Linked DNA regions of Homo sapiens: region 1 is linked to region 2. The links are chromatin loops, found by intact Hi-C in ENCODE. Cell type or tissue: gastrocnemius medialis. All regions are shown on one strand. Each heading gives the region's core, and the rest is flanking DNA. Links, peaks and the distances in the headings are about the cores only.

What was found. Peaks named below come from ENCODE experiments on the same cell type or tissue, not always from the same donor. Only the 100,000 strongest peaks of a DNase experiment are listed, where the experiment ranks them.
Region 1: a loop joins it to region 2, with 2.1 times the contacts of the local background. A loop is called at or near these places in 1 of 110 quality-filtered maps.

What each region holds. Positions count from the first base shown.
Region 1 is chr16:24,773,630-24,779,014 of GRCh38, reverse strand. It overlaps TNRC6A (trinucleotide repeat containing adaptor 6A), which reads right to left. Exons shown (of 25, transcript NM_014494.4): 5 at 1,657-2,082. Among named protein-coding and RNA genes, the nearest start is that of TNRC6A, 47 kb to the right of the region's middle. In gastrocnemius medialis, for the core only: no CTCF peak of the experiment used is centred there; DNase peaks (open chromatin) are centred at 1,974, 2,334 and 3,314; H3K27ac peaks cover 4,869 bases.
Region 2 is chr16:24,977,684-24,983,068 of GRCh38, reverse strand. It overlaps ARHGAP17 (Rho GTPase activating protein 17), which reads left to right. Exons shown (of 20, transcript NM_001006634.3): 2 at 4,064-4,103. Among named protein-coding and RNA genes, the nearest start is that of ARHGAP17, 35 kb to the left of the region's middle. In gastrocnemius medialis, for the core only: no CTCF peak of the experiment used is centred there; a DNase peak (open chromatin) is centred at 2,498; H3K4me3 peaks cover 936 bases; H3K27ac peaks cover 5,000 bases.

The DNA.
Region 1 (5,385 bases), core at 334-5,333, 200 kb after region 2:
AAAGGCATATTTGACATATTTTCTAAATATACTATCCCACTTCACTGTCTTGTTCAGTACCATTCCACCTTCCTTAGCTCACAGCAGGTACTCCATCATCTGTTGTATAACTAACCTCTCCCGAAGTTTTTAACCACATTTTTCATTATGCTGATGACCAGTACATTTGCTTCCAATCTGACTCCCCAGATGAACTTCAAATGACTAATTGCCTACTACTTGGCATTAGATCTAGTATTAACCAAACTCTTCTTGAAGAGTACAGGTCCTTCTATAAGAGTTATTAGGAAGATAATTTATTTGGCACCTAGATACCAGGCATTAAGGTAGTTCCTTTAATAACATGTCATGTAATTAAGTCTACACAGCAGCCTTATAGGGTTGGGTACTACTGTTTTACAGATTAGCAAAGAAGGTCAGATGTGTTATGGCCAAGCTCACACAGGTAATAAGGTGCTGGGAAATTAGCAAGTAAATATTAACTCAGGACAATGACTTAAATTTGTATCCTTTCCAATAACAATGTGCCTATGCTAGAAAACTCACATTTGTGTCCTCTTCCTCATTACCAATCACATCCTGTATGTTGCCAAAGCACAGCATGGTGGTTACAAGCATATCTTTGGAGTCAGACAGATCTTGATGTGAGTCCAGGATCTGCTACTTATTCACTGTGAAATACCATAATATATTACAATGTACAGAGTAGTTCTTGGTATATAAAAGAGAGCACAGGTATAGAAAGTGAGTAACTACCTGGCACAGTTAGGAAAGACTGCTCAGGCACATAGAGCAATTAAGTAACCTGCCCAAGGTCACACACACTGGGATATGGGGGCACCGGGATGTAAGGCCCTAGTCTATCTGATTCTAGAGACTTCCTTCTTTATCAGTATGCTATACTGCCTCTAGAAGTGTGTTCTTGTATGGGCACCTTCATTCCCCCTCAACCCTAGCACCTAATTCTCTACCTGGCTTGTGGTAAAGCTTTCAAATAGTTGGATAAATGAATGGATGGACAGACTAACAGACCATCAAAACTTTCCAGAACATGTTGAAACAAACTGGGTTTTGAGAAAACCTGTAATCACATACCAGATTTATTTTCTGCCTCACCATCACTACCAAGCTCAGAGAAGCCACTCTGAGACAAATAACTGAATGCATTTCCTCTGTTTGAATATAATTTCTATGAGTGCCAGTCTTTTTATGGCATGTGGTAACTGAATGAGCCTGGGCAAGTTATTTAACATCTTGGTATGTCAGCTGCCTCTACTGAAAGTGGAGGTAAGAACTCAGTCTCACAACGTTGTTGAAGATTAAATGCAATAATATGTATAACTGCTCAGCACATGGCCTGGGGGGAAGGGTGCTCAATTTTAGCTACAGTCTTATAGTCAACTTTAGCTATAAGCTCCTTATTAAAATGGGCAGAACCTGAAGGGAGAATCAGTAATTAAAATAATCATTTTAAAGTAGGTAACTTACAGGAAATATTCTAAGATTCCCCATTCATAACTCCCTATAAAGAACTCTTACATTAAAGCCCACATACTGATGAATACAAATACATCACCAAAAAGCTACGAATTTATCAACTTGCTATACAGCTAATGATGATAAGGTGTGAGTCTCGTAAGAAATGCCTTCTCTCACCTGACTGGTTTTTGCTGTTCTGCACCTCTCCGTTATTTTGTGGCTGTTGATTTGTTAAAGCACTGCTTTCTGACTGGCTGTTTAACACCTTAACAGCAGATCCAAGGTTTGCTGCTATAACAGGAAAATGCTGACCCCTCTTTAGAAGCTGTTTGTGTTCCTGGTGGCGAAATCGTGGAGGTACTTCACGAGGATACCGAGGCAAGGCCTGTGGCTGCTGCTGTGGCTGCTGCTGCTGCGGCTGCGGCTGTGGCTGCTGCTGTGGCTGCTGCTGCTGCGGCTGCTGCTGTTGCTGCTGCTGCTGTGGCTGCTGATTGTTGGCTGTAGCTCGCTTGGCATTATTATTAGTGCTGGTTGCTGTGGAAGTGCCGTTATTAGAGTTGGCAGGCTGAGGCTGGCTTACACTGGGCTTTATCTGTTCTGGCACTAATCCCAACAAAAGAAAAGGGGTGGAAAAGATTAGCCAGTAAAGTGTACCTCCAAAGTAAGCCATCTAAATTCAAAGGCACTAAGAAAAATAATCCTAAAAAAACAGAAGCTTTCTGTGAGCAGGGATATCCTCATTTACAGGCTCAAATTTTGTTAGGAGATGTCACTGCCAAGAGTCATATTTCACTTCTGCTACCTACCTACCCAATAAGGGCCCAGGGACCTTCGGCCAAGACAACAACTCATGTTCACTATCTCTTTTACCACATTACTCTCTGGTCAAAGACATCATCATCGGATCATTACAAAACCAGGGAACTCGCAATGACTCAAAGAACAAATGTGGCCAACCAATTTTCAGTAGTCCTAAGGGAATCCTCTATTCCTTGGCAACTGTTCTTATTCTGCCTCATTGTTAATGTGTTTGGTCTCTATTTTTCATCTTTGGAAGACAACACAAGAACAACACAAGGTTAGAAAACAACCTGCTGGTTTTCTTACAAAAAGGCTAAGTTAACAATGTCTGTATTTGCTAAAAATGTAATATCTGAATCATATAAGACAAACTCAGAACATGGAACTAAAGACAAAGATAACGTTATCTATGAGATGAATCAAAATGAGATAAATAATCTGGATGCTCTATCTTAAATCTGAAAAATAAATCGGAAACTGCAAATAGGGAAATTTTTGACTCATAAAAGAGTGGAAAGAAAGAAATAAAACGGATGGAAATGCCTTAAGCTAGTGTAAGTAAACCCAGTTGGAGAAGTACAGAGATGCATGGTGTATGAGCTTTTGGTGCCAGGTTTCAACCCCAGCCCTGCCTTTACAAGCTTTCTGTCTTTGGGCAAGTTGTATAAACCTAACTGAGCCTGCTGTTTTCTCGGTAAAATGGAGATAGTACCTACACCTTGCAGAGCTATCCTAAGGTTAAATGTCTTCATGTTTATAAAACACAGAACATAAGGCTATATAAACAGTGGCTATTCGTTAATGACTGACACAATACCACCTTATACTTTGGTAGCAGTTGAATGTTTCTATGAAATGCTGTAATGTATCCTCACAGATACCACTGTCAGATAAGTGAAGTGAAACACCCCCATGTTACTGGTGAGGGCACTCAGAGAAAAATCTCCATTCAAGGGTTAAGAGCTCCCACCCTGGAATTAAAACAGCCCACTATTCACCATCTGAGTTACCTCTGTGTCTTTCTCCTCCATAAAGTAGCAACAGTCTTGGTCAAGTGCCCAGTGTGTTGTAACCACTCAGTAAACAGAAGTGAAGTTATTACTGTGTCCAAAAGAAATCTTTATCAAATGCCTACAATATATATGACAATGTCATTAAAGCCTTGGTCACCTGAGTTTACAATAGCCACCAACTTCCTCTTCCACACTCTCAGCTCTAGCCTCCCTTCACCTAACAAACTGATCTCCCCATTTTCTTTCTTCTCTGAACATCTGGTAAATTTAGTCTATGTCATTTATACTTTTTTAATATAATATATGATCTTAGCCTCTTTTTTTTTTTCCATGTGACTTCCATTTTTCTAAAGTAATACAAATTGTAGTTCAGGAAGAATTACAGTGAATAATTACAAATATTCCATCTACTGTTTATAATCCTTTCCATTCTTGATGCTCACTGATGAGTCTCTTACTGATAATTGGGGCAAAGTGCTTTCTAGGCCTAATTATGGGTGAAAATTTTGTCTCCCAGACAATATAATGCTTCTAATATGTAACAATAACGTATATTCCTTCGTGTACCTCATGCAGTAATAAGCAGACACTGGCTATCAAAAACACTTCATGAAGACCATATGGCACTAGAATATTCTAAAGTACCTCTGAAACCTAAGGAAGATAAAGTACAGGCAGCCCTCCACATCCATGTGTGCCCCACCCACAGATTCAACCAACCATGGATCAAAAATACTAAGCAAACAAACAAACCAAAAATAAAAATATAAATAAAAACCAATGCAATTATTTACACAGCATTTACATTATATTTGGTATTGTAAGTAATCTAGAGATGATTCAAAGCATATAGAAGAATGTGTCTAGGTTATATGCAAATACTACACCATTTTATATAAGGGACTTGAACATCCATGAATTCTGGTATCTGTTGGGGGTCCCGGAACCAATGCATCACAGATACCAAGGGACAACTGTATATGTAACATTATGAGGAACATAAAAATGCTTACTCAGCTTTTACATGCTTAGTACTGGACTTAGTGTGGCATCTGGCAATTGAACATCAACTTAAGGTGGCAGCTACCTGCTGCTGTAATACAGGTTTGTTGCCACTTCATTACTTTAAAAATCTAAACATTAAAAAAAAAATTGTGACAGTTTTAGGTCCAAACAAAGTCTGTGAGAAAGGAGCAGGAAGATGCTTTTTATTTATCAAAGAACCAGAAGAAAACCTATATACAAAAACTGTGAATGATCTATATGAAGGCATGAACTCAAGTAACTGCTGTACTTCTGATCAGTAAAGTACCATGTGGAATACAAAGCTGAGATAGGTATTCATTTCCGGGGCCAGAAAGCTTCATTAAAACCAGTAAAGACATCAAGACAATGTAACTACTGATTATTACATGAAGCTAATCTGAAGTACAATCTTAGATACAAAATAAGACATAGAAGTAATGAGTGCAGAAGGAGTAAACAGTGAACGTAGGTGGGGGTTGCTAGGTAACAAATATCAATACTGACTAATACTGGCATGGTTTATGTGTAGTTAAAAATTTTAAGTTAACTATGTTCATAATCACCCAAACCACTGGAAGGGGGGAAAAAGGAAAATTAGAAAACTTCATCTATTCAACGGACATGGAAAATGGAATTTTAAAAAATTTCAAAATTCTGGTTAATGCAAACTAGGATGCTAAATAGAAGCCCCCAATTATCTGTGTCACAATAAATGTGAATGGGTTAAGTTCACTTGTTAAAAGATAAAGCCTCTTAAACTAAGAAAGGAAAAACAATATACTTCGCAAAAAGCACTCCTAAAACAAAACAATGCAGCAAGGTTAAAAAAAAAAGTAGAGAGGAAGATATACAACCAAGAAAGGCTAAGAAAATTAAAATGAAAACAATATTGATATCAGACAAAATTCAAAGAGAAAAGCATTATAAAGGATAAGACAAATTTCATATTCATAATAAAAAAAACAACTAAAAAGATATGAGCAATTAAGCACTTTCATATGCCAAGCCTCATAATACCAAAACATGCAAAATAAATGGAGACAGAGAAAACCGGAAAAAAGCAAAA
Region 2 (5,385 bases), core at 141-5,140:
TGTGGCACTGCACTCCAGCCTGGGTGACAGAACGAGACCCTGTCTCAAAAAAAAAAAAAAAAAAAAAAAAAATATATATATATATATATATATATATATATATGATTTATCAAGTATTATTTTTTATGATTGGATCACTTTGTCTACTGTTTTTTTTTTGTCTATAGATGTCTTGACGAATTCAGTCTCTTGCCCCCTGCCTTGCTTTAATAAATTACAAAAACTCAACCAAAGATAACACTTCTCAGAAAAAACCAGCACATTTCTGTGGCCTACGTACATGGCCTATTGAATGGCCTATTGAATGGGCACCTTGGCCGATAGTGGAATAATTGCTGGACTTTCCATATCTCTGGTAAAGGTGAACACTGCAAAACAGTTCACGATAGGAAGCACCAAGGCTTGGACCAGTCACAGTGATGAGGGAGATCAGGTCATTTGGACCACATTATTGGAATAGATGGAGACAGTACCAAGGCCTGAAAATTAAGATGGAGAGTCCACAGGCCAGCAAAGAATCTTTGTGTGAGGGAGCCATTCCAGTTTGTGTATTATACTCCATAGTCATGATTTGTCACTTAAAAGTAATTCTTCCCAATTATAGATCACTTTTAATCTCTAGTTGGGTTTGGATTTTTTTCTACACATTTTTTTTTTGTTTTTTTGAGACAGAGTCTTGCTCTGTTGCCTAGTCTGGAGTGCAGTGGCACGATCTTGGCTCACTGCAACCTCCGCCTCCCAGGTTCAAGCAATTCTCGTGCCTCAACCTCCCAGGTAGCTGGGACTACAGGTGTGTGGCACCACATCTGGCTAATTTTTGTATTTTTAGTAGAGATGAGGTTTTGCCATGTTGACCAGGCTGGTCTTGAACTTCTGACCTCAAGTGATCCACCCACCTTGGCTTCCCAAAGTGCTGGGATTATAGGCGTGAGCCACCACCCCCAACCTCTAAAATTGATTTAAAAAAAAAAAATCTAAGCCTGCAAATCTAAAATTGATTTTATTAATGTAATATATATATAGCCTCCACAAACACAGGAAACAAAGGGGAAATTTCTTTTTAAACAGTACATTAACATTTTCATATAATATATTCAATATAGTTTTCAGCCTCCAGACCTTTTCATGTAAAGTACCTCTAAAGCAGAGGGTCCAGTTAATTTGAAAAAAATGGCTGGAAATACACTGATTTTCTTTACATTTTAGATACTCTGAGGTATGTTTTCTGTTGTGCATTTGTAGAGCTTGACATTGGACCAATTCTTTAAGTTAGGCACACTTCACCCCTGGCCATATCAATCAAGCATGCTACTTAAAAGTGTAAGTAACATGCTATTTTTAAAAAACCTCAAAACTGTGATTCATGTAGTTTAAAAAGTCAAATAATATAGTAAAAGACTTACCACAAAATACGGTGGGTTCACTCCCTACTCTCTGAGATTTCCCAACTCCAGAAGCAACTACTTTGAAATATTAACAGTTTATTGTGACATTTATTCATATTCATAATTATAAGTAATATGTGTAAACTATCGTTTGGGTTATCAAATTAGTTACTGTCTGTTGACTTTCTGTTCTGATAAATGAGGGTTTAGGGCCCTTTCCCTCTGCTTCTGCTCCCCCCATCCTTTCAATACAGTTATAATTTTTCATTGTATTACTATTTGATATTTATATTATGTCCAATCAATTATTTGCAGCTGAGCATACTAGTTACTATGACTATCTTTATGTTTCCAGTGGACTTTTTGTTTTTCCTGAAGTTAATACTTGCCTCGTTTTTATGTTTGCTTTATTTTCTTTGTGGCTGTTGCAGCACTGTGCTCATAACTGTTTAACAACTGCCAAGCTCCTATTTGAATTGTTTGCAGTTGTTTATGTTTTTGATTTCAAGTACCAGTGTGAGGTTACTGAGCAAGGAGTTGGGAGAAGATGCACATGGTTGGTTGGTCTGAGTTGGCTCTAGCATACCTCTGAGCTATTACTAACTTTCCCACATCTGCTTATAGCCCACATTGGGATTGTAGAGCAAGTTCTTCTCTTCTTCTGTTATTTTTTAAAAAATAATTTGCTCTGAAAAAGGACATATTTGTTCTGATTCTCAGGTTGAATCTCTTTTTTTGAACTTGTGAAAATTTTAATAGGCCTTGAGACTTCTCTGTGTATACTCGTACTTACAGAAGGAAGTCATTTTAGAGTTGAGGTGGATTCTGTGAGAGGTATACAGGGCCCTGTCCAGATTTGGGGGTTTTGGCTAGGGAAGAAAGGCAAAAGTTACCCATTCCCTGGTGGCATTTTGCTAAAGGAGGGATGAGGCATTGGCGAGAGGAATGGGGGCGTCTAATGGTGAAACTATGACGATCTCATGCCAGGTGTGTTCTTGCTAGGCTGACTGTCAGGTTTCTTTTTGAGTCTGGTTCTTTGACCTCATGGTCAGCTGGGGCCCTGCTTCCCTTCCCTAACTGGTATGACTACCTGTGTTTGGCTCTTCAGCAATGCCTGGCACCTTGCTTGCCAAGCAAGGTCTAGGGTAGCATATGTTGGCCTGTTGCTGGTGGAACCTTTTCATAGAGTTGAAAATTGGCTGCCTCTGGAAGCTGGGGCCTTGGCTTTGTCTCTAGGCCCTGATCCTCTGGCCCTGGGAAGTATTTGAGTCAGGTCAGCATTCCAGTTTCCTGCAGAAACTGGTGAGTGAGCCACCCTGTAGGCATCTCCAGGTTGACTGGGACAGTGCCATGATGACAAGTGTTAGAATCCCCCATGGCAATGCCCTGTTCTGGCTAACGTGCCATTGCCTTAAGTGTAGACTGGAGGAGCTGTGCGCTTCTTTCCCTTGCCCACAGTTGGCACTACTCTGAGCTTAGCAGCATTTCGAGGTCATTCTAGGGGTCTCATTTACTTTCTGGCCCAAGAGCTTTTCCTGCTCTTGCATTGGTTCCCGGCCAAGATCATACAATCCCTGTTCTGAATTTCCGGTTCATTGACAGCCTTCCCCTGACTCCCTTCACTGTTCAGAGCTGAAACATACTTTTTCTTTCTCTTTTAAAAATTTCCTTCACGCCAGGCGCGGTGGCTCACGCATGTAATCCCAGCACTTTGGGAGGCCAAGGTGGGCGGATTACTTGAGGTCAGGAGTTCGGGACCAGCCTGGCCAACATGGCAAAACCCTGTCTCTTCTAAAAATACAAAAATTAGCTGGGCGAAGTGGCACGTGCCTATAATTCCAGCTACTCGGGAGGCTAAGGCACGAGAATCGCTTGAATCCGGGAGGTGGAGGTTGCAGTGAGCTGAGATCACACCACTGCAGTCCAGTCTGGGCAACAGAATGAGACTCTGTCTCAAATAATAATAATAATAATAATAAAATAAAAATTATTATGGTCTGACAGTTGAGACTCCGCCAGCTCGGAATGCCCCCTTCTGATTGCTGGCCACCGTGTTGGTTTAATGGAAGGGTTGATGAAATTAGTAGTAGTTCAAAGCATAGCAGAGAAAGTTGTGGAAACACTTAGTTTCTTTTCAAAGTAAGGATGGAGAGGAAATTTGAAGGAGGAACTAATTGTTATTGTGTGTGGTGGTCTAGGCTTGCATCTTTGCATAACGTTTCTGGTTGTGAACTGAAGTTTAAGCTTCTGTAGAACAGTGTTTTCTCAAAGCCATGTCTCTAGACCTCCTGCAATGGAATTCTGAGCAAGGAGTGGCTGTTAAAAATGCAGGGTCTATTGAATTAGAATAGAATATCCAGAGGGACCTGGGAAATGGCATTTTATATCAGCACCTGCTGCCCTTGGTGATTCTGTGCCTGCTCAAATTTGAGAACCACTACTCAGGATCATTTGTTCTTGTTTTGGGCTGCTATTCCCCACAAAGTTTTGCTTAGTTATTTTTCTTTGGTTTTGCTTAAATTGCTCTCTGATGTAAAAATTGGTAAACTGCCCCTGCCAACCCTTCTAAATTTATTTCTGCCTGTTTTGCTTTAAACTCCAGGCTAATAATTATTAAATTTTAGGAGTTGCCTTTCATTTTTGGATTTCTAACTCTGAATTTTTAATTTTTCCCACAGAGCTGAGAAAACAGAAGTCCTTAGTGAAGATCTATTACAGGTAACAAAATATAGTCTCCTTTAAATGATCTGTTTAAAGGATGGAAAAAAATTCCTATGTGAGAATTGAGGCCTGTGGGCTTTTTTTTTTTTTTTTTTTAACCAGAAACAGAATAAAATTAATTAGTGTGATTTTGAGCAGGAAAGAAAACAGTTTTGTTGCATGATGATGAAAAGGGGATCTGAAACCCAGCTACCTGGGTTCGAATCTCACGTCTGCGCTGGTTAGCTTTGTGGCCTCAGGGATTTACTGAACTTCCCTGCGCCTCAGTTTCCACTTCTCTAAACTGAGGGAAAGGCCTTATCCACCTCACAGGTTGTTAGGAGGGTTTAATGAGTTAAGCAGGAACAGCACTGGGAACGGAGCCTGGCACGTGGTAAGTGCTAGATATTAGTGATCTATTATTATTACTGCCACTGCAAGCCACAGAGACTGTCTGTTTCTGACGTGAAACATCCCTTGATTTGCCCTGTGTTCTTCTGCCTTTTTTTCAGTCTCTGTTAGAGCAGTTGTGTGGCATTTCCCCAGGGGGCTGTGCATCCCAGCGGGGCAGAACCAGCATTTATTTGCTGTTGATTCTTGAATACCTTGCACAGGAACTCAGTAGACATGGGCCCTCTCAACGAATATTAAATGAGCACCTTCTGTTTCTGTGAAAGATAACGTCCCAGGCACTGGGAGAAATCAGTGAACAAAACAGATCCAGGCTTCTGTCCTTGTGGAGTTTACATTCTAGTGGAAATTGGAATCAAAATTAAATCATGGAATTTGTTCATTTTTTGCTTTTCTCTGGTGGCAAATGAATGTGGATTAGTTTTCTAATGTTTGAAAATCTGGTCATTGCAAGATTTGGGGAAGGTAATGTGGAATCTGCTCCTAAATCTCCCATTGCCTGCCAGCCCTGAGTCCTGGGGCTATGGGCTTGGATCTGAAGAAACGCTGCCCTTTTGAGAAAGAGGCACAGACCATCTCGATGCGTAAAATGGTTTGGGGTCAAATGTATTCTGTTTTGAATTTGTTGATTTATCTTTAAAATAGAAAGCATCCCAAAGGGCCTGCTCTCATTCTTCATGAGTCATCAGAATACACATTTTTGGCATTCCTTCCTGTAAAAAGCGGCTCTCTTTGCCATAAACAGCCATATTCTAGCAATAGTATTTTGGGAAGCTGCTTATGATGCGTGGGTCCCCTAAGTCAGTGTTTCTTATTGCTGACTGTCCATTCTGCTTTAGAGGTTTATTTAAAACACACACACACACACCCCAAACCCAATAAGGAATAA